Regions from separate parts of the Homo sapiens genome. Here region 1 is linked to region 2. Evidence: read pairs that join two places in POLR2A ChIA-PET (ENCODE). Cell type or tissue: A673. All regions are shown on one strand. Each heading gives the region's core, and the rest is flanking DNA. Links, peaks and the distances in the headings are about the cores only.

Region 1 (12,408 bases), core at 2,677-7,676, 110 kb before region 2:
GTAGATTTTCTCTCTCATGGATACGCTTCCTCCACTTTTTATTTCATATTCCTTTCCTGTCTTTGTACCTCCTGTCTCATACAGCAGGTGTTTAATAAAAGATTTTGGGAACAGAACAAAATCAATACAAACCAAACCTTACAGCCACAACATACTGTGTGTTTGCATCAAACAAAAGAGAGTTTTATTTTAAGCTTTGCATTTCCTTAAAAGTGAGGACTTTGTCAAACATTTTTATCCACTCTGAGAAATGTACAATGATTAGAAAAGTGCGTGTCATAATAATTTTCATATATATGTACTCCAAAACATCACAAACACACGGCTTTGGGATAACTTAAGGAGTATAACCTGAAGATTTTCAAATTTCATAAATTAGCCTTTAATGAATTGTACAAAATATTTTTATAAAAAAAGTTTATGTTTTCTGAACACATGAGTATTTAATCATTACTTCCACCTCGCAAGACTCACAGGAAAATAAAACAGTTCAAATAGAAAAGGAGAAAAAAGTCAAAAGAAAACAAAGAAAAGGAAATCTGGTTCACAGCATCTGAATTACTTCTGGACTCTCTTTCTGGTTCTTGAACCTTGAAGAAAAATCAAAGAAACTGAAATCACTAGTCAATAATTTACAAAAGCAAAAGAACAGAAATATAAATATCCCTAAATATAGTTATTAACATTTTAAAATCAAATCGACTCTCGTGATTTGCAAAGATAAAACTGACATACAAAGGTATGATTGCTAATACTCTGAAAATCTTAGAAAATTGGGTCATTTTTTAATATGTCAAAAAATATGCTGACAAAACCTACCTTCTCTTAAGCCATATAAAAATACTGACTGATAAAACGTATCTAATTTTTACTAATACTGAAATATTTCTCTCCAAAATTTAAATTTGTTGTAAAATTTAAAACATTATCTCCAAATATAAACCTTAGCAATATAGATAAGCATTCACTCCTAAGGTGGAAGCGATGAGGTCACACATGTTATGAAAAGCAAAGCAATAAGTTGCTTTTTAAAGACTATTAGCTACACCCTTGAGGCAGGAGAGCACTGGGATATACTGAAATGGAAAGTCTTTTCCGCTAGGAATTATACAGGTCCCAAATGAGTAGCCTCCTGGAAAAGGATCATATGTGATACTGGTCTAAGTCCTTTATGACAGTACCTATCTAACTATTCTGGTTTGGAATAAATCAATGACTCTCTGCTGGGGGCATGGGAATTCTGCCTCACCAAGACATTTCACCCCACCTACTACTCCTACTCCACCTCTGGGTACAGCAGTTAGCCTGATCACGGCTGCCTAGTGCTGGTGAAAGAAGCAGGGCCATTTCTTTCCCACTGCCGCATGCTACGCTCTGCCAGGAAAGAGCAGGGGCACCAGAGTCAGGGACAGCATGGTGCTCATAATTAATCAATGACTGCACGAAAAAAAACAAAAGATCAATACTTCTTTTCTGAAAAGTACGAAACATTCTTTGAATGTGGAACAAAATTCTACCATGTGTATCTAAAGGTTTTCTGATCATGGGTTTTAGTTACTTAACATGAAGGTCAGTTTCAAAACTAGCATTTTTAATTTTTCCAAGTTATAGTTTCTATTCAATCATACAGTTCAATGAAAGCAAATTTCAAGCTTATATGAATATCCTTTTTTCTGCCACTCATAATACATACCCTATATACTGTACTATGATTGATTCTAAAATTTGAGTTTTTTTCTTAAATTTCTGTAACACGGCCATCTATTAAAAATATCCCACAGTAGATTTTTAGGTTTTTATTTCAAGAAATTTTATTTTTATTATTATTATTTTTTTTTTTGAGAGGGAGTCTCGCTTTGTTGCCAGGCTAGAGTGCAGTGACACGATCTTGGCTCAGGCAACCTCCGCCTCCTGGGTTCAAGTGATTCTCCTGCCTCAGCCTCCAGAGTAGCTGAGATTACAGGTGCCTGTCACCACGCCCAGGTAATTTTTGTATTTTAGTAGGACTTAGACTTTCACCATGTTGGTCAGGCTGGTGTCGAACTCCTGACCTCAAATGATCCACCCGCCTCAGCCTCCCAAACTGCTGGCATTACAAGCATGAGCCACTGCGCCCGGCCTATTTCAAGAAATTTGAAATTAATTCTGCACAGAAAACTGAAAATGCTGCGATAGTGAGACTGGCATAAAGGGTATTACAAAATCAAGGTCAATAATCAATACTATATCTCCCTTTCAACACATTTTAAATCTTTAACCACACTACAAAGAACACTAAATTAACAACTATAAAGTTACATTCAAATAGCATTATTCTCATTAATGTCTTAATTTGCCATTTTACTCTGAAATTAAATATCACTGCTGCTCATCTCCTTCAATCCAAAGTTTCTCACTGCAACTAAAAGGGCTACTACTGCCTGGAATTTATTATATAATCAGTCCTACGCACCTTGTTGACTTTGCTGCATAAATCAATTCAATATTTTCCCTAATAATCAATTCTGATTGTTACAAAAAAAACTACCTTATCTCTTTAATTAAATATATAACCATTTTCATAATATACACTACTGGCAAAGGGTCCAATCAGAAGACTAATGTATATAATTTGATATTTGGAAAATAACATACAAGTTTGGGATGCTTTTCTATGATTTTATAATGCAGTAGGAAAAAAAAAGTAGGAAATTTCTTTGTAGGGTTCCCTTAAAAATATCTACTTTTTGACTAGTCATGCTTTCTCCAAAGATTCCTCAGGAATGGTCCAAAATCCAAGGTTCTTAAAAATAATACCAACAAAAGTAGCCTCCATTTTATGAACAGGAGGGGGGAAAGTACACCAGCCATAAATATCATGGCTATATTAGCTAATTTTTAGCACAATTCTGAAATACTGGCATGATTTTGAAATGCCAAAATATGCATGATTTTTAAAGGCTCCTCATTTTGTGAGGGGAAAAATTACTTGCAGCCAGTAACCAAATTTTCTCAACTGGTAAAAATTATGCCTTGCATAAAAATAAAAGGATTAGAGGCCTCTGTTCTTCTTGAAAACCATCCCATCACCTCCTCTATTTATTTGAGAAAACCTACACAATACACATTTTGAAAGCTTTCAGAATGTGTTCTTACACAATAGACCCCCAACTATTCAAAATGAGTTTAGGTGTATCTAGAAAATTATACACATTTTTAAAATGGTCTAAATAGATATTAAAGGAAAGTTGCTCCCATTTTGCTAGGCACAGCATTCTGAAAGATCACACAGTGCGAAAAATCTCTTACCATACTGTAAATCATAAATTGTGTTTGAAAATAAAATTGTTAATGAAGAAACTGACATTTCTAAAGCTGCTGTTAGAGGTAACCATTCTTGAAACACGTTTATGACACAAAATCTTAAAGCCCTAAAACACAGTGTTCACTGAATTGTACTATATATCTTAAAAATTAAAAAAACAAATGTAATAATGTGTCTTTTCCTTCAAGTAACTTTTAAACTGATAAATTTAAAAATATACATTTACATGAACTCTTGGCTTTTTCTTTTTGCTGGAAGCAATAATATTTTACCATCAGATAATATTTCTCTCACTTATGATTATTTTGATAGTAAAATACCTTAACTCGCATTGTACTTTAGGGGAAAAAAGTGAACTGTAATGGGGGAAATAAACAGCATTTTAAGAACGGCAATTTTGAGTTTATATGAATAAGGGTGAATCTGACTATTCTTTATCTTCTGAAAAAGTTAGGTCAAAAAAACTGAATTGTTCTCCTTAAATTATTTATGACTTTACTATACTCTTTTGTCATTAATAAAATAACAAAAATACTGATATATTTTCTCATGGGAAAAAGCATCAGTAGAAGACCTTAAACTAAAAACTTAGGTTAAAAAAAAATTCATAATTATACTAGAATTTAAAGGCATTTATCTATCAAAACAAAAACGCTTGATGCTCATTAAGCAAAGTTCAGGTAACAAATGATGTCCAGGCAGTCAAGAAAGGGATGAGTCTTCCTGATGCGCAGCTGAGACTCTGCCTTAGACTTAATGAGTGTCAATCTCACTAGAACAATGCAGGATCTTTCTGAAACTAAAATTGCCAGTTTTAAAATTTAAGGGATTGTTTTTTAAGAATATTGCTGTATATTTATAAATACTCCTTAATTTTGTTCCCACTCACTGTCATAGCTGCTGCTGCTAGCCTCTGGCTGAGACATGCTTCGATGTATTGCTCCTTGGGACTCCTCACTTCCTAATAACAAAATGAACAAGACAGGGGAAAGGAGGAAAAAAGACAGTAGCGAAAGGAAGACAGCAGCGGGAAAAAGAGAGGGACTACTTCAAAACCTCTCGCCTTCAGTGTGAAGTTATATATTCCCTCTTCAGGTATCTCAAGTATTCTTTGGGTTAAAACAGATTAAACCAAAGGATGTTCTAACCATAATATGTAATGAAGAACATAGTAATAAAATCAGGGCAAAAATGATTCTCTTTGAAAGTTGAATACTGTGCTTTCCACAAACATGCACTAATGTCACTAGCAAAAGGAAGGTAAAATAAATTGGTGGCATTACTCAATATGGCACCTATGCTGTAAAATTTTTTTTTAACCAAAAATAAGCCTTTTCTGTTAGCAACCAAGAAATATTTCAGGACAAACAAAATAATAATTCAAAAAAAAAAAAAGGCAGACAGGAAAAATCTTTTTAAAAAAATGTATTGTGGGCCACACTGAATAGCTCTCTTTATTGAGTCAAGTACATCATCATATCACATGAATCCTGGAACACATTGGCTGGCAGTTTATTAAACATATCAGACCAAAGTCCAACCTAGCTCTGCCCTTTGCAGATGCTGCCTTTGCTAATGTCATTTCTGGAACTATTGGAAGTGCCTTCAGTGCCAGTTTATAAGCCATCTCAGAAAAATGACTTCATACCTTGTTTTTTTTGTTTTTTTGTGTTTTTTTTTTTTTTTGCTTCAAGAACTTTGAAAAGTGATCATCCATAAAGCTTTAATTCCTTTCCTCTTAACTTGTTCAAAAAAAAGAAGAGGTTGACAAACTTTATAAGGAACAATCAGGCAGCTCAGCTGCAACAGACCCATGTCTGACCCCTGACACTCACTATCATACCCAGAGTTATGTGGGATCAGTGTGAGGAAGTGGAAAGACATTGGCCTGACAGTTAAGAGTTCTGGTCTCTATCACTAACCCTTTCACAACAGCTCAGTCATTTATTTTATTTATTTTAGAGATGGGGTTTCTATGTTGCCCAGACTGGACTCAAACTCCTGGGCTCAAGTGATCCTCCTGCCTCAGCCTCCTGAGTAGCTGAGACTACAGGCACACATCAGTCACCACGCCTGGCAGCTCTGCCATTTAATCATTCAGTGTCTCGGGTTCCAAATCTGCAAAATGAAGGAAGCTTCCCAGTCTCAACTTTATAATTATTGTGGAGAGAAAATAATCTAACCTGTGTACAAAAGACACAATACATACTATATAAAAATCTTGTGGTATTTTATTATAAAATCAAAAGGTCATGACCCAAATAGTTGACCCCTCATCTAATGGGAGGAAATGAAATTTGTGTTTACCTATGAAAGCAGCTAGGCAAAACTGTTCAACTTACGGGTCTGTATGGCCTCCTCTGTCTGTGTGTTTGACCATTCCGTATCTTCAACACCAGGTTCCTTGCTTTCTTCAATTTCTTTCTTTCGCTTCTTACATATAAAATTAAAGAGAGAGAGAGAGATATCTGACAGTCAAGTAAACTACAAACTCATCACATATTTGTCTGTGTGTGTGTATAAATGTATATAGGTGTGGGTGTGTCAAAACACACAGGAAGAATATTCTCAACTTCAGGATAGTAGTTACCTAAAGGAATGGATGAGGGATGGAAGAAAGGGGGAGTACAAGAACTTTCAACTAGACAGTTAACCCAGATGGTAGATATATTTGTTATATCCACCTCTAACTTTTCATGCTTTATATACTTCATTATTCAAAGCTATGGTTTAACCATCAGGACTAATCATACAGAAACTCTTTTAAAACAAAATGTTTTACAAACTCACGATCACCACTCAGGCCAATGATACTCTCCACATTGTACAACATGGGTGGGGTGGAGAGGATAATCTATTTGATAAATGGAAAAAATGTATGTCTTGCCCCATTTATTAAATCAGTGTTTGTACCACATAACATTGGTGGTAGAATTCTATTTATGAATCAATAATGAAAAACTTGTAATAATTGTTTCTCTTTTAGCATACTTTTTATTAAAAGTTTAAGAGGGCCATAAACCTTACTGTACATGAATAGTCTTAAAAGTACAAAGCTCTCCGAAAATCTCAAAAATCGTCTGGATTTCCTACATTCTCTTGGGCCTGTCCTATTTTTCTAGTGAAGTGTTATTTAGGAGTCAGTGCTTATATTCTGTCACCATCCATTCTTCCCAAATGTTCCTTCAATTTCATTTTATGTGTTTCTACCACTACAACATTTTCTAACAGGTCCAATCCTGCGTTAAGTTTCTAAATTCTCTAACATCTCTATACATAGGTAAAATTATAGACGGGCATTAGGAATAAATATAAAACTTTGAATTTTTTTATATAACTTTATCTTCTGTAGTTTCAAATTTAAGCAGGTTAAAATACAAATTTTAATCCAAAGCTTCTCTTGGTTGCCTAAAATAAGTCTGTATCATTTAGAAAACCATCCGACATGCCCCAAATCTCACAGGTTCACAATGCAACAGAATGTCCTCATTTATATTTTCTAACAATTAACAATAAGTTAAACTTCATCTGAGAATGTTCCTTGCTGCAGGCCATTTTGTGTACAGCTAGAAAAGAGGATAATGCCTGCTGACAGCACATTGTTCCTTTTCCTAATGGCAACCATGGGTTCTGTTCCAAAGAGAACTACATGGGAAAGCTGAACTCTATTCAAGGCACATTACCTTAAAACCTCCAAACGGTCAGAACTGTTATTATCTATGTATTACAATTAATCCCACTGTTTCAAAACATTCTTAAGGTGGCTGTGGAAAATTAGAACTCAGAGATACCCACCATGTTCCTAAAGAAAATGCTTCACACATACAAAAATAACAACTTGACTGAACCTTGAGAAACTTTCAAAGGCATTCATTTAGCAGATTTGTATATGGGGGTATTGCCTCTCAAAAATAGCTGTAAGAGTGGCTATAACTTCATATAACTGATGAGAAAAGGGGAGAATGCCTTACATCTTTCTTTTCCAGTGTTGCTTCATGATTACCGTCTAAACCCTGCTGGGCTGAACAGATTGGTTCGATAATTACATACAATAACTGCAGTGGGCAGGTAACCCTCAGCTGGCACAGGGCAGCTCCCCTGTGAGAACTTCCATATGCAAACTGCACTGATGGAGTGCATTAGGTACATCTTTCCTGCCGGTGCACAGGCCTGATTAACGCCAGCCAAGACTCCAAGGTTAGCATGTCAGCAGATTTGTGATGCATTAGGCAAGAATAAACACAGACACTTTTGTTTGTTCAGACCAAAATTAAGGAGGAATATTTCAGTACTATATTGCTTTCCATACAGCAGAGAATGCATTTCCCAGTTTTTGGAGAGCAGATTTTTAAATGCTCATCATAAAGGGAGCTAGCTATCCAATACATTCTACCCAAGAACCTAAGTGCATTCATCTAGTTTTCAAGCTTATTTAATAAAAGGGGGCTTTCTTAATCTCCATGCAGGTAAATTACATAGGAAGGAAAATCAGACAGTATTCAACCAACAAAAGAAACACCTGTGCTTTAAGCAGTATGCATTACGTAAAGCACTCTACTGCATTAATCCACACTTCAGCCAGGTAACTCCTGCCCAACTTTTCTAATAATGTACGTAGTCTGCATAGAAAGGGCCAGTGGTCTACAGACCAATTAAAAAACCAAAATAAAACCCTTCAAGTTTAGTAGTACCTAAGTATGTTATCAATTTTATAAGGCAATGAGTAAAATTCTAAGCAATCTGCTCCCAGCTTCTTCCTTCTGAATCTTTCCAAATGCTTCATTTTGTTATTTGTCAACATCCTTAGGCTTCAGATAGTGCATATTTTGGTTCCTTTTGAACAGAAAAATGTCTTCACAAAGTGACTATGCTAATCTCTGATTTTTGTCACATTCTGTATCAGGTCTCACAGGTGCCTTTGCGTTTAATATGAAACCAAAATATTGTATGATATACTAAAATAACTTATAAAATAAACTTGAGTATTCTTTTAATTCAGCACAGCTAAAATATCTTCAAAACTTAGATTTCAAAGGGCACCAGCATATATATTACACATTATATTTTTGAAGTGTTCAGATATGCTAAAGTTTAGTTAATTAGCAGCTTCTCACTTCCAATTTAGAAACAGGAAGACAAACAGGCTAGATGCATTTGAACTGATAATTTACTAATAGTCTAAACACCGATTGGAGACCTGCTGTAGACTTAAAGCTGTTTTAATAGAAAAGAGAAAAAAAATCTTCAGAAGCAAAAACCAAAGACCAATTCTTTGCTTCCCAAGTCAAGCATCAAAAGATCACCTCTAGATGCTTTCAACAGCTTCTAAGAAAAGCCAATCAGATTCATGGCTGTCTCTAAGAGATGCGTACTCGGGCAGTGTTATTTGGGTTTTGTCCATCCCATAAGACAAAAGTCTACATGTCTACTTTAGAAACTTAAAATATACAGCCTAGAAGTTTTAAAATGCTTCATATAGCACATATGTCATATGTGCTATAGAACACAGTTTAGAACAAAGTTCTTTGTTCTAAACACTGCACTAATCAGTCCATGTGACTAATCAGTTAATCTTATTTTATTTATTTGATTAAATTATTACATTCCCTAAAAGTGGCTGAAAATAGAATATTAGTAGTAACTAAAAGAAAAAGGACACATCTTCTATGAAGGTTACAGCAAACATGTTATTATGCCACAATATTTATGAAACTAATAGATTTAGTTAAAATCTACTATATACACAGAAAAAACTGAAGCTAGGGACGGAAAAAAGCCAGAGAATGTGCTCAGTATTTCTCAGCTGATGGTGATGAAAAGACTAGAACTCAGAGCTCTTTATTCTTATTGCAATTTCCTTTCCACAGCACTATGCGGTCTCCTATGTGAGCTTTCAGTAGGAAGCAGCAGTTTCTAGTTGCTGTGTTCTTAATGTATTTTTTTCCAGAGTTATATTATAGTACACACATTTGTGTATTTCATGTAAACTATTTTCATAACCTCCTCTATTTCTCTTCTACTACGTATGTTCCCTGAGGGCAAGGACTATGGTTTTCCTCATTTATCTAACCCTTAATGAGTTTGGCACAGTGTTTTGCACATATACAGATGTGCACCTGTAGAGTAACTATTGAACTATTCTTGTAATAAAGAGGTAATTTCATATCTTCCTCTAAGTCTCTCAAAAACTGTAATATTTGAATGGACATTAATTACATATATGTTTTAAGAAAATGCAGAGAAAGGTCAAACATAACTACAGGGAGAAGAAATAAAAAGATGGAGAGTTAGGAAATGAATGAATGACTTGAAAAGAGACAGACAAATTTGAGGAATAATCTAAAAATATCCTGCTAGAGGCCCGGCGCAGTAGCTCACGCCTACAATCCCAGCACTTTGGGAGGCCTAGGTGGGTGGATCACTTGAGGTCAGGAGTTTGAGACCAGGCTGGCCACATGGCGAAACCCCGTCTCTACTAAAAATACAAAAATTAGCCAGGTGTGGTGGCACACACCAGTCCCAGCTGAGGCAGAAGAACTGCTTGAATCCAGGAGGCAGAGGTTGCAGTGAGCCAAGATCACACCAATGAACTCCAGCCTGGGTGACAGAGCAAGACTCCGTCTCAAAAAAAAATAAAAATAAAAATAAAAATTTGCTAGAATTTATTAAAGTGATTTATTGTTTTCAATGAGTTTCAGTGATGAAGACTGTAATAAAAATAATGACTATTGCAATTTCCTTCCACAACAGCACTGACCTCCATCTGAACAGAGGTGAAGATCACCACCATGTACTTATTAAGCATCTACTGTGTGCCTGGCACTGTCATTTTCAAGCTGAAAAATAGACACTATAAAATAGTTAAAGCAAAAGAGAAACTTCATCTTTTATAAAAACATTAAATACACACACGTTTAATTTCTGCAACTATTTGTTTTGCTATAAGCACTATAAGAAATCCTTTTAGGGTTCCATAAATGAGTGTTCTTACATAAGTGTCCAGTGTAATCCCACTAACATGGAAATTCATTCATTGAAGTATCAATCCATATGTAAATGTAACACACACATTACATCACAGTCCACCCTTGATTTTGTTGTTGTTGTCTACTTGTTTAAATTTAGATCTCTCTCCTGTCAACATTTTTAGTTACCTACTCTGGAGATAGAAAGGAAGTACAACTCAAGCAATTTTGCTAATTAACAGGTCTGAAGGAACAAGGTTAGCAAAATAAAATGATTAAATATATGGCACACAAAGTTTGGAATATCTATGTTCTTCACTAGTTCAAGGTATCCCACCCTTACAATACCATGAAAAATTAAGAATTTACTGTAACTATCAAAAAATAGCACACCAAAAATTACAGGTAATTTATATGAATGTGCCAAAAAATACTGATACAATGGTAGACTTTGTCAGAATAAATGGAGGAAAAAAACCATCTGGTTGGCTATCAGGGTTGATTGCTCCATGCGCAACACATTTTTTTCAGCAAAAGCACTGCTTTCATAAAGTCAGCATAATTTGTCTATTCACTTATTTTAGAGCACATGTATGTCCCTTCAGCTTGGCTTACTAAGGAACTAGGGAAAGCTGCCTTCAAGCTCTACTGTCATCCATTCTCCTAGAAAAAACATTCAGCTAACAAGCAGATTAGCTGTGAAACAAGCTAACCCTTGATTACATGATCTACAAGAGTACTACATGCTTAAGAACTTTCATCAAAATGTCATACAATAATAGCAAGCACAACCTAGAAAAATCTCCTAATGACACTTTTGAAAACCGTAAATTCAACTTCCAACTTGTTGGCAGCAATGGCTTTTCATGATTCTAACATCATTCATGTTACAAGGAGATCATGAAACTTTAATATGATCAAACGTATAGTCAGTTAACAAGACGAAAGCTGTTTCCAGAGATTCAATGAACTACGGTCTAGAAGACTAATATGTCAGTGTATTCTATTCTAGATTAAAGTCAATGTCACATCTCTTCACTCATGTTTTCCTCTGAGGGTTCCATGACATGCACCATTAAGGTCGAAAACTTTTGGCAAAGTTAAGATGGTTCAAGTACAATTTATGGGAAAAGGCAAATGAGTGGCCGGGTCATGCTTTAATTATCTTTAATATTTTATGCCTAAAATCACTAGGATGCCTTGAACTTTCTATATAAATGCATAATAATAATGATTTCACAGCCCTGAACAAGTCACCTGGCCTCTTCTGAGTTTTAGTCCCATCATTTATGAACAAATATATTTCACAGGCATGCTGCAAAAGTTATAAAAAATAATTTAAAGGTCCTGAAAGAATATAGAAACTACATAAATGCTCAGTGATAACCTAAAGTTTAAAGGGTCAATATCCTATTACCTGTACTGAGCACAATCAAGTCTTCTGAGGAATGCTCAAGAATTAAAAATGTAAGATTTTGAAAACTATTTAATATAATACTATAAACTAAGGAGGCTAATCTTTATAAATACATCAATGAAAACCAAAACCTATATATATACTGGTGGGGAGTTAACTAATCTCAAGGCAACACATGAACAAGCGTATTACAGAACAAATTGGGCTACATTAGAGTTACTATTAAAAACATACTACCTGATCTTCCCTCAATAAACTTATGTCCACAAAACACCTAATTCCTAAACACGCAGGCAGAAAATGGCAGACACAGAATTCTCTGGTGGTCAGGACTCCTCTGCTTTATGTCAAGTACTATTATCTTCTCGTATCAATTATTTAGCTTAAGAGAAAAAAGGGATAACTACAAACTCATTAATTTGACTTATATGTTCTTAAAAGGTATGGAGCTATATTTTACTTATTTAAAAAATCTGTTTATATTCTGCCTTAACAAGATGGAGCTACATTTTAGTCTTTATTTCATAGTAATTAACATCTTGTCTTTCACTGCAAAAATCAACTTTTACCAATTCATAATCGTTTACTATTCAAAACAACCTATTTTAACACACATACTCACTAAGTAAAATATAACCCAGTCTTCATTCACATGTGCCTAATACCCTGTTTCATAAACTGAACTTTTAAAGATCTAAGATCTTAGTTTATTAGAAGGTTCA
Region 2 (12,408 bases), core at 3,603-8,602:
GGGAGGGAGGAAGGAAGGAAAGAAAGAAGGAGGGAGTGAGGGAGGGAGGAAGAAAGGAAAGAAGGAAGGAGGGAGTGAGGGAGGGAGGAAGGAAGGGAAGAAGGAAGGAAAGAAAGAAAGAAGGAGGGAAGGAAGGAAGAAAGAAGGAAGGAGGGAGGGAGGAAGGAAGGAATGAAGATAGGAAGGAAGGGAGGGAGAGAGGAAGCAAGCGAGGGAGGGAGGGAGGAAGGAAAGAAGGAAGGGAGGGAGGAAGGAAGGAGGAAGGATGGAAGGCAGGGAGGGAGGGAAGGATGAAGGAAGGAAGGAAGGAAGGGAAGGAGGAAGGATGGAAGGAAAGAAGGGAAGGAGGAAGGGAAGGAAGGAAGGAAGAAGGAAGGGAAGGAGGAAGAAGGGAGGGAGGAAGGATGGAAGGGAGAGAGGGAGGAAGGATGGAAGGGAGGGAGGGAGAGAGAGGAAGGATGTAGGGAGGAAGGGAGGGAGGGAGGGATGGAAGAAAGGACGGATGGAAGGGAGGGAAGCAAGGCTGGGAAGGAAGGAAAGAAGGAGGGAGGAAGGGAGGGAGGAGGAAGGGAAGGAGAGCAAGGGGAGAGGGGCACTCATAGGCTGGCTTGTGGAGGCTCTGCCCTTTATCTCCCTTCAGCTGACCTCACTTCCTCTGTTTTCCCGTTCGTTCTTGCAACTGTAGTGTGCCTTCCTGGTGTGCCCTCTGTGGGCATTTCTCTAGGAGTGCCTCCTTGCTTTCATGTATAAATGTGGGTCCCCAAGGTCCATTCACTGCTTTACCTCCTTGCTTTCCATCTGTTTCAGCTTCTTTCATTGACTTGAGACCTTCATGACATCCTCTTCAATTTTCAATCTAAACAGAAGAGCTGCTTCTTATCCGATTTTTTGCCCCAAATTCCCCACTATATTAGGGTCGATTTCTTTTTTAATTAGATCCCTTATTAGCTTTGTTTTTCTGAAAATAAAATTTTAGTTTGAACTACATGAAATTGCCATTTGCATAAATCAAAATTGGTCAAATACCAGCATTTTAAATGGACCATCCTAATCACAAAACATAAAAATAAAAATAATACATGTAATATTATCTCTACATGAAATAGAGAAATTTTGAAGAATTCAAAATGTATGGTGGTAAAAATAAAAATCACTTATTTCATGGCTGGTCATGGCGGCTCATGCCTATAATCCCAGCACTTTGGGAGTCCGAGGCGGTCAGATCACCTGTGGTCAGGAGTTCGAGATCAGCCTGGCCAACATGGTGAAACCCAGTCTCTACTAAAACTACAAAAATTAGCCGGGATGGTGGTAGGTGCCTGTAATCCTAGTCACTCAGGAGGCTGAGGTAGGAGAATCACTTGAACCTGGGAGGCAGAGGTTGCAGTAAGCCTAGATTGTGCCACTGCACTCCAGCCTGGGCAATAGAGTGCACAAAAAACCCTTCAAAAAATCAATGAATCCAGGAGCTGGTTTTTTGAAAAGATCAACAAAATTGATAGACCGCTAGCAAGACTAATAAAGAAGAAAAGAGAGAAGAATCAAATAGACACAATAAAAAATGATAAAGGGGATATCACCACTGATCCCACAGAAATACAAACTACCATCAGAGAATACTATAAACACCTCTACGCAAATAAACTAGAAAATCTAGAAGAAATGGACAAATTCCTCAACACATACACCCTCCCAAGACTAAACCAGGAAGTTGAATCTCTGAATAGACCAATAACAGGCTCTGAAATTGAGGCAATAATTAATACCTTACCAACAAAAAAAAGTCCAGGACCAGATGAATTCACAGCTGAATTCTACCAGAGGTACAAGGAGAAGCTGGTTCCATTCCTTCTGAAACTATTCCAATCAATAGAAAAAGACGGAATCCTCCCTAACTCATTTTATAAGGCCAGCATCATCCTGATACCAAAGCCTGACAGAGACACAACAAAAAAAGAGAATTTTAGACCAATATCCCTGATGAACATCGATGCAAAAATCCTCAATAAAATACTGGCAAACCGAATCCAGCAGCACATCAAAAAGCTTATCCGCCATGATCAAGTGGGCTTCATCCCTGGGATGCAAGGCTGGTTCAACATACACAAATCAATAAACGTAATCCAGCATATAAACAGAACCAATGACAAAAGCCACATGATTATCTCAATAGATGCAGAAAAGGCCTTTGACAAAATTCAACAACCCTTCAAGCTAAAAACTCTCATTAAATTAGGTATTGATGGGACATATCTCAAAATAATAAGAGCCATCTATGACAAACCCACAGCCAATATCATACTGAATGGGCAAAAACTGGAAGCATTCCCTTTGAAAACTGGCACAAGACAGGGATGCCCTCTCTCACCACTCCTATTCAACGTAGTGTTGGAAGTTCTGGCCAGGGCAATCAGGCAGGAGAAGGGAATAAAGGGTATTCAATTAGGAAAAGAGGAAGTCAAATTGTCCCTGCTTGCAGATGACATGATTGTATTTCTAGAAAACCCCATTGTCTCAGTCCAAAGTCTCCTTAAGCTGATAAGCAACTTCAGCAAAGTCTCAGGATACAAAATCAATGTGCAAAAATCACAAGCATTCTTATACACCAATAACAGACAAACAGAGAGCCAAATCATGAGTGAACTCCCATTCACAATTGCTTCAAAGAGAATAAAATACCTAGGAATCCAACTTACAAGGGATGTGAAGGACCTCTTCAAGGAGAACTACAAACCACTGCTCAATGAAATGAAAGAGGATACAAACAAATGGAAGAACATTCCATGCTCATGGGTAGGAAGAATCAATATCATGAAAATGGCCATACTGCCCAAGGTAACTTACAGATTCAATGCCATCCCCATCAAGCTACCAATGACTTTCTTCACAGAATTGGAAAAAACTACTTTAAAGTTCATATGGAACCAAAAAAGAGCCTGCACTGCCAAGTCAATCCTAAGCCAAAAGAACAAAGCTGGAGGCATGACGCTACCTGACTTCAAACTATACTACAAGGCTACAGTAACCAAAACAGCATGGTACTGGTACCAAAACAGAGATATACAGCAATGGAACAGAACAGAGCCCTCAGAAATAATACCACACATCTACAACCATCTGATCTTTGACAAACCTGACAAAAACAAGAAACGGGGAAAGGATTCCCTATTTAATAAATGGTACTGGGAAAACTGGCTAGCCATATGTAGAAAGCTGAAACTGGATCCCTTCCTTACACCTTATACAAAAATTAATTCAAGATGGATTAACGACTTAAATGTTAAGCCTAAAACCATAAAAACCCTAGAAGAAAACCTAGGCAATACCATTCAGAACATAGGCATGGGCAAGGACTTCATGTCTAAAACACCAAAGGCAATGGTGACAAAAGCCAAAATTGACAAATGGGATCTAATTAAACTAAAGAGCTTCTCCACAGCACAAGAAACTACCATCAGAGTGAACAGGCAACCCACAGAATGGGAGAAAATTTTTGCAGTCTACTCATCTGACAAAGGGCTAATATCCAGAATCTACAATGAACTCAAACAAATTTACAAGAAAAAAAACAAACAACCCCATCAACAAGTGGGCAAAGGATATGAACAGACACTTCTCAAAAGAAGACATTTATGCAGCCAACAGACACATGAAAAAATGCTCATCATCACTGGCCATCAGAGAAATGCAAATCAAAACCACAATGAGATACCATCTCACACCAGTTAGAATGGCGATCATTAAAAAGTCAGGGAACAACAGGTGCTGGAGAGGATGTGGAGAAATAGGAACACTTTTACACTGTTGGTGGGACTGTAAACTAGTTCAGCCATTGTGGAAATCAGTGTGGCGATTCCTCAGGGATCTAGAACTAGAAATACCATTTGACCCAGCCATCCCATTACTGGGTATATACCCAAAGGATTATAAATCATGCTGCTATAAAGACACATGCACACGTATGTTTACTGCGGCACTATTCACAATAGCAAAGACTTGGAACCAACCCAAATGTCCAACAATGACAGACTGGATTAAGAAAATGTGGCACATATACACCATGGAATACTATGCAGCCATAAAAAATGATGAGTTCATGTCCTTTGTAGGGACATGGATGAAGCTGGAAACCATCATTCTCAGCAAACTATCGCAAGGACAAAAAACCAAACACCGCATGTTCTCACTCACAGGTGGGAATTGAACAATGACAACACATGGACACAGGAAGGGGAACATCACACACCAGGGCCTGTTGTGGGGTAGGGGGAGGGGGGAGGGATAGTATTAGAAGATATACCTAATGCTAAATGACAAGTTAATGGGTGCAGCACACCAGCATGGCACATGTATACATATGTAACAAACCTGCACGTTGTGCACATGTACCCTAAAACTTAAAGTATAATAAAAAATAAAAATAAAATAAAATAAATAAAGTGCACAATAAATGTAAAGGGCTTGAATCATCCCAAAACCATCCCCCACCAACCCCTGGTTCGTGAAAAAAAAAAAAATTGTCTTCCCTGAAACTGGTCCCTGGTGCCAAAAAAGTTGGGGACTGCTACCTAAAACAACATCCATTTATTATCTTAGTTCAGAAGGTCAGGTGTCATGATGACATCGCGGGACTCTGCTCAGGACTTCACAAGGCTACACTGAGGGTGTTGGCTGGCTGCTTTCTCACCTGCAGCTTGGTGTCCTCTTCCAAGCAATTCCTGCTATTGGCAGAATTCGGTTCCTTGGGACTGTAAGTTCTTCTTGGCGATCACCTGGGGGTCCCCTCAGCTCCTTGTGATTGCCCTCTGGTGCTTGCCTGTGGCTCCCTCCACAGGGATCCCTTGCATGCACAGTTCTCAATAGGGTCCGCGCTCCTATGAGAATCTGATGCAGCCACCGATCTGACAGGAGGCAGAGCTCAGGCGGCAATGCGAGCAATGAGGAGTGACTGTAAATTCAGATGAAGCTTCACTTGCTTGCCTGCCACTCCTTCCTCCTTCTGTCTCCTTCCACCACAGGGGCTGGGGACCCCTGGCTTATATGAATTAAATGTAGGCTTAGCAGTTATAGCAAAAACACAAAATAAGTGGCTCAAAGAAAAGAGAAACGTCCACTCACCTGTCTAGGAGCTGGCATGGCAGCTTCATGGCACTAAGAACCCAGGCTCCTTCTGCCTTCTGGATTTGCCACCCTAACTTGCTACCTGACCCACCTCTCAGTCCCCTTTCAAAGCAGCAAATTGAGGAAATAAGGGGAACACTTCCACATTTAAAGGCTTGTGCCAGAAGTGGCACACAAACATTACTTGTCTTCACAACGGAAAATCTGAAACTTTTCACAGCCTGGGTTTTGAAACTTGGCCACCTCTAGCCACAGAGAAGCCAGGAAAGTGTCTCCTTCTAGGCATTTCACTCAGCTACAAGTCAAGGGTTCTCTTATCTTAGAAAAAGGAGAGAACCAAGGTTGTGGACAATTAGGAGTCTCTGCCGCAGTAATCAAAGATCTATCTCTTTAAAAAAAAAATCACCATGCCAGATCGTTTTAAGAACAAATTCCCCCAAACCTTTAAAAAATAGTTTTAGATCTATTGACTTTTATAGAGCATAGGAAGCTTCCCAGCCCATCCTTTCAGGTTGGCATCACCCTGATATTAAAAACAAAAATAATGCACAGATAAAGAGAACTACAGGTCCGTATCACTTATAAACATAGAAGCAAATCCTAAATAAAATATGATCAATGGTCTGTTATGGAAATCACACAACTTAATCAAGTAGAGCCTAATCCCAGAAATGCAAATATGGTTCAACATTAGGAAATTCACTTTATTAACAGATCACAAGAGAAAATCATATGGTCATCTCAAAATATGTTGAAAAATAATCTGGTAAAATAAAATAACTAATCCCAGATTTAAATTAAAAAAAAACTTTTTATTACCTGGAAATAGGAGGAAATTTCCTTATGTTGATAAAGAACATTGTGGCATTGATTGCTGTAGCCCCCCCATCATCAATTCTCACTTCCTCCCTTTTGTAATGGTTCCTAAACCCTAGCTTTAGTTGTAGTTTAGAACTATAGCTTTAGGTGGGTATGTGGTCACTAAGTTACAGACTACATTTCCCAGGCTCCTTTGCCATTGAGAGTGGTCAGGTGATTAATTTCAGCCAATGGGATGTGAATAGAAGGCATACCTATAATTTGCCTTGTTACTGCTTTAAAGAGGAAGCTCGACATCCCTCTCCTATCTCCCGCTAGCTGGAAAACAGCAATGACTGATCATGTTTGGAAGCTACCTGAGGAGAATAGCAGAACCAGCCCTGTGCTGCCTACCCGGGACTATCACTGTGAACTCTTATGTAAGAGATCAGTTAGCTTCTATCTTATTTAAGCCATAGTATTTTGGAGTCTTCTTGTACCATTTAGCCTATGCCCTAAAACCCCACAAACATAATTTCCAACGATGAATCATTAGAAGCCTCCCTATTAAAGTCAGGAACAAGAAAAGGATACCTGCTATCATCTTTATTATACGACATTTTGCTGGAGGTACTAGTCAAAGCAATTAGGTGAGAAGAGGGATAAAATAATAAATATAAGAAAGCAAGAAATTTACGTTCCCATTTTGTGCAGGCAATATGATCATTTGCTTTCTAACTGAAGAAGCACTAGAAAGAATAAGAGATTTCAATAAGTTTCTGGAATATATATAATAGGTTTTCTTTTTTATTACTTTTTTTAAAAATTTTAAGTTCTGGAATACATGTGCAGGATGCGCAGGTTTGTTACATAAGTAAACCTGTGCCATAGAGGTTTGCTGCACCTATCAACTCATCACCTAAATATTAAGCCTCGCATGCATTAGCTATTTATCCTGATAATAGGTTTTCTATACACAATGACCAATTGGAAAATATAATAGGAAAAAAATCCTGTTCACAAAAAAAAAATAACATTTGTCAGTACAAATATGTAGAAATAAACTTTACAAAAAATGTGCACATTCTATTTTTTAAAAAAACTATAAGCTTTTCTCAATGATATAAGACAGCTTTAAAAAAATCAAGAGCATACTATTTGTAGATGGTGTACTCTGCTATAAAGATGTCAGTATTCCTCAAATTCACTTTTAAATGTTATGTATTCCCAATAAAAAGTTTATAGAACTTGATAAAGTGATTTTCAAGTCCATCTGTTTGAGTCCAAGAAGAATAAAAATGTCAAACATCTTACATGTTCTAGTAGCTTAAGTACTAGAAACAGACACAGAAACAGACAAATAGATCAATGAAATAAGAGAGAATACAAAAAAGAACTGTTGGATAAATGACAATTTTGTTGGTGGTAAAGATGGCATCTTACATTAGTGGAGAGCACAGACTATTCGAGAAATAACCTTGAGATAATTGGCCCTCCATTTAGAAATAATTTTAGAACTTTACCTCACACCATATACAATAATAGATTCTAGTTAAATCAAACAGCTAAGAGTAAAATTCTAAACTATAAAAGTGTATGACTAAAAGATAGGGGAACAGTCTCTAGAATGCCAAGTGAGCAAGACCTCCCTCAGCAAGGCACAAAAGAAGCCGTAAAGTGTCAGATCTCAAATCTTTCCCTCTGTTCCAGCCACACTCCTAGCAGTTACTGGACATTGCAGGCAGGCTCAGCTCTTGCTGTTCCCTAGGCCTGGCTGTTCTTCCCCCAGGCCTCTGTTTTAATGTTATCTTGTTAATGAGGCCTTCCCTGACCCTTTTCGAAAAATAGGCTTCGCTGGGCGCCGTGGCTCATGCCTGTAATCCCAGTGCTTTGGGAGGCTGAGGCAGGAGGATTGCTTGAGGCCAGGAGTTAAAGACCAGCCCAGGCAACACAGTGAGACCCCGACTCTACAAAAATAAAATAAAATAAAACTGGCCAGGCTTGTTGCTGCACACCTGTAGTCTCAGCTACTCAGGAGGCTGAAGTGGGAGGATCACTTGAGCCCAGGAGTTCAAGGATCCAGTGAGCTATGACTGTGCCATTGCACTCCAGCCTGAGCAGAAGAGGAAGACCCTGTCTCCAAAAAACAAAAAGCAAACAAACAAAAAACAGGCTTTAAAAGTAAAGTAAGCCTCTACTGCAATTCTGTGCTGAAGCGTAGCTCTACAGGAACATGGTGGAATCAAGGGCTTTTTTTGTTGGAAACATCTAATAGATTAATTTGTCTAACAACACATTTAGGTCCTGAAGTCTCTCTATAACCTGTGCTTAAATGCTTCCAATGTCAGGGAAAGCATTATCCTCCAGGAGGATCTGTTCTGTCAATCTATCCACCAACCCATCATTCATCCACCCACCCAGCCATCCATCCATCCACCTATCTGTCCAACAGCCCACCCATCCTTCCTTGCACCCATTCATTCATTCGCTACCTCCTCATCCTTCCATCCATCTTTCCATTTATCCATCCATCTACCCACTCATTCATCCACAGCACCATTACACAAACATTTACAGAGCATGTATTATGCACCAGGCATGGTGGTAGGCACTGGGGTTTTTGAATTGAATATATCATGGTCAGGCTGTCAAGGACTTCAGAGTTTGTGCATGTAAACAAATAACAGTAACACATTATGACAAGAGCTGTAACAGAGTTCCTTTTCAACTGCTGTGGAAGAATGGAAGTAATAACTTCTGGGGGTGTCAGAGAAGGTTCCCAGCAGGGATAGCATGTTAGCCAGGAGCTGAAGAATGTCTAAGAGATATCCTCCAAGCAGAGACGGGAAGAAGGGCATTATAGATGGAGGGAATAGAAACAGAATGCAAACATGTATACACACAAAAGCTTCATAAAATTGCAAATAGGAGGGCAGGACAGGGGATGTATGAGATGGGGAAGAGTGAGGCAGGAAGAAAGGCATCAGGCAGTGTGCCTGGAAATGTGACAAGAGACGGATTCTGAAAATCTTTGCAAATCTTGCTTAGGTTAAAGTTTTGGTGAGTAGAATGTTCTCTAGAAATCTCCGTAAAAAAAAAATATGCAAAGAATCCCCATGCTGTTCTTACATTAATCTGTGCTGCCGGCTTGGGCTTAGATGCAGCTTTGCAAAATATATTTTTTAAAGTTTCATTATGCCACTGTACATCAAAATAGGCCAATATAAATTATAATACGGTCATGCCAATAGGACTTGCAAACACAATATTTTAAGTTTATATTGCATTCCAAGACCCATAAAAATTATTCCGAATGGCTGTTTGCTTTTTGAAGCCAAATGAAAAGGTATTTGCAATTTGATTATTAACAAATCAAATCACTGATGTGATATTGGATTCGGTACATCTCAAACTGACTGAGAGTGAAAAATCCTCAGTGGTCAATTATGTAGCATGGCTGGTTTATAGTTTCCTGTGTGTCATTAAGAATAAGCACCACGGCCAACTCAGATTTTATTTTGATTTATTTTAACCATTTCTCTACCCTGAGAATTTCTCTCCTAGCCTCTAGCAGGCATAGCAGCTTTGCCCTAACTGACATTGGTGTGGGTACGACCTGTTGGATGGTTGACTAAGTGAACAGATTAAGGGGTGGATGCCCAGGTGAATGAATGAATACATCGAAGGAGGCATTATCACATGGATGAGGGAATTCATACCACTTACACTGCACTCCAGACTGGAATAACTGGAATCTCAAGAACCAAGTTGCTTTCATCGTGGAAAGAGTGCTGGTTTTCTGACCCCCAGCATGTAGTCGCCCTTATTTTTGATATTGCTTTGTGGCTTTGCCCTGTGTCCTTGACTAATATAAAAGTCTCCTTTTTTTAGATATGTTCAAAGCCTTTGGAGAATAATAAATAAAGAAAAAACAATATGCCTTCCAGTATAATTGATCATTCTAGATTGAGCCCCCTGTGCAGTGTCTCTGATCCCTCTGCAGGTTCAGGGGAAACCTCCTCCTTCCAGCAAAGATATCTCTGTCCTGCCTCAGCGGGATGTGCTTTTGTTTTTGAGGAAGTCTCTTCCCACTCACTTCAATGTGAGACCTTCATTCCTGGGAATTCTCAGATGACATAAACTCTGCTAATGTACAGAAATGCGTGACTCCAGAACACACAGGATACGTGCCTCCTGTTGAGAGGCCACTCTGTTTTGCCTTCTGATCAGAAACCTTGGGTTCTAGTTCCCTTCCTCTCTATGAAAAGGATTTGGGTTTGGGGCAGTCACACCTTGTCCTGCTCAGTTTTGAGCCCTCTCCAGATGGCTACTGATGCAAACAGTCCCCCACTCCCAGGTAGACACTGCTTCTGTGACAGCTTTCCCAGGCTTCTTGCTGTTTTCAGACCTGAGTCTTACAATGAGTTGGGCAGGACAAGCTTTAGGAAAGTTATGTGTCTTATACAAGGTCACAGAAACGGATGTCTATTTGTGTCTATCCAGGGTCCATTTCCCCTCAGAATAGATATTTCCCATATATATATATATATATTTTTTTTTTTTTTTTTGACAGAATCTCGCTCTGTCACCAGGCTGGAGTGCAATAGCACAATCTTGGCTCACTGCAACCTCCGCCTCCCAGGTTCAAGTGATTCTCCTGCCTCAACCTCCTGAATAGCTGGGACTACAGGTGCACGCCACCACACCCAGCTAATTTTTGTATTTTTCGTAAAGATGGGGTTTCACCATGTTGGCCAGGATGGTCTCGATCTCTTGACCTCATGATCTGCCCGCCTTGGCCTCCCAAAATGCTGGGATTACAGGCATGAGCCACCGCATCCGGCCTAGAGATCTTCTTAAGAGATGTCTTCCCCCATGCTCAGGACTTGATGTGGGCAGAGCTCATGCCCGTTCCATCTTGGAGGGGTAGAGAATGTTCCTTCCATACCCCTCCCTTCTGGCCACATCAGGAATGTTTCAAAAAAGAGCCTGTTATCAGCCAATGAGGTGGATTTCCAGGACTTTTGTTGAAAGTAGTGAGCAACAGTAGGTTTGTTCACTGGCATTGCTGGAAGCAGGGGTGAAACCAGTCTGGGAGTTCTGGGGGATAGCCAGGTGGTTTAGAAAAGAAGCCAGCACGAGAGAGCAAGACATGAGACAGGGAAAAACAAGACCCAGTGATATTCTTTGAGCTCCTGGATCCAGCAATGCCTGAAACTAAATCTCCCTGGACTGTTACATTATATATGTATTCTGATTCTGCAAACGATCCATCTCAAAATACAGTGGTGTAGAACAGTCATTTATCGTTATCTGCATGGTTCTGTGGGTTGATGAGCTCAACTAGATGGTCTTGCTCAGGGTTGTTGACACTATTGTGTTCAGATGCCAATCAAGCTGGATGAGCTGGGGACCGGCCAGGCATCTCTCTCCATGCAGCCTCCCACATGGCTGGTGTGGACTTCCTCATAGAACGGAGGTCTCGGGAGAGCCGGACTTCCTACTTAGTGTCTGGCTTCCCCTAGAGTGAGTGTTCCGAGGGAACAAGGTGAGAGCTTCAACTTCTGCCTTGGAGGCCAGCAGCGTTATTTCCATGGGTTACCAGCCATGTCCATGTGTTACCAGCAAGTCTCAGGGCCAACCCAGATCCAAGGGGAGGAAGCTACACAAGGGCATGTATACACGGAAGACATGAGTCATCGAGAAGCTACTTTTGGAGACCCGCTACCATGATATGCCAGCCAATACATTCACTTCGATGCCCGTAAATTTAGGTTTCTGCCACTTGCAACCACAAGCAAGTTTGCCACTCACAACCATAACCACAGCCTAAGTTAGGATGCAGCCCTGCTCTCCTGTCTCCCTCTCAAGCCCAATTCAGATGCCGCTTCTTTGTGCACCCTCCTCCATCCTCTTCCCCCTACCAGAATTAATCTCTTCCTTATTGAAATCCACAACTGTGTTGGAAATCGGTAGAAAGAACTGAACAAAGCCTGAGTCATCAATGAGGCTCAACACTCTGCTGAGGAAACTTAAGCTGGGGAAACCGAGACCCAGAGAGGCAACACCAAAGTCACTCAACAAGTTTCTGGATTCGGGAAAGCACCCAGAGCCCTTATCACATTCTCTCTCATAGAATGGATATTATGTACATAGCTGATTCTCTCCACCGGACTGTAAACTCCTGATAAGCAGGGAGTATGCTACTTCCTCTCTGTACCCCCCACCACACCTTGGATGGGGTTTGAACAGGGGACAACTGCAGAACTTGTTTGCTGAAGCAACTTTTACCTCGGGACTTTCCCAAGTCCGCTCTGCCCTAAGCTATCATTCAGTTTCTGGGGAGCCATCTCTCTGCCCCCACTAGAAAGTAAGGGCAGGAGGGACAAAAAGCAGCATGATGTGGCAAAAAAGCAGCACACAGGCTTGGCGTCAGGCAGGCCTGCATTCTATTTATTTTATTTTATTTTATTTGTTTATTTATTTTTT

The links. ChIA-PET counts read pairs that join two places held together with the same protein. Peaks named below come from ENCODE experiments on the same cell type or tissue, not always from the same donor. Only the 100,000 strongest peaks of a DNase experiment are listed, where the experiment ranks them.
Region 1: POLR2A ChIA-PET joins it to region 2 with 6 read pairs; 2 of 35 experiments call an interaction of 5 or more read pairs at or near these places.

The regions. Positions count from the first base shown.
Region 1 is chr14:96,869,359-96,881,766 of GRCh38, reverse strand. It overlaps VRK1 (VRK serine/threonine kinase 1), which reads right to left. Exons shown (of 13, transcript NM_003384.3): 12 at 5,647-5,737; 13 at 158-590. The coding sequence ends at 559. Among named protein-coding and RNA genes, the nearest start is that of LINC00618, 68 kb to the left of the region's middle. In A673, for the core only: no CTCF peak of the experiment used is centred there; no DNase peak of the experiment used is centred there.
Region 2 is chr14:96,756,648-96,769,055 of GRCh38, reverse strand. The region is part of intron 3 of LINC02299 (long intergenic non-protein coding RNA 2299); the gene reads right to left. Among named protein-coding and RNA genes, the nearest start is that of LINC02299, 22 kb to the right of the region's middle. RefSeq lists an enhancer at 6,232-6,281. In A673, for the core only: no CTCF peak of the experiment used is centred there; a DNase peak (open chromatin) is centred at 6,155.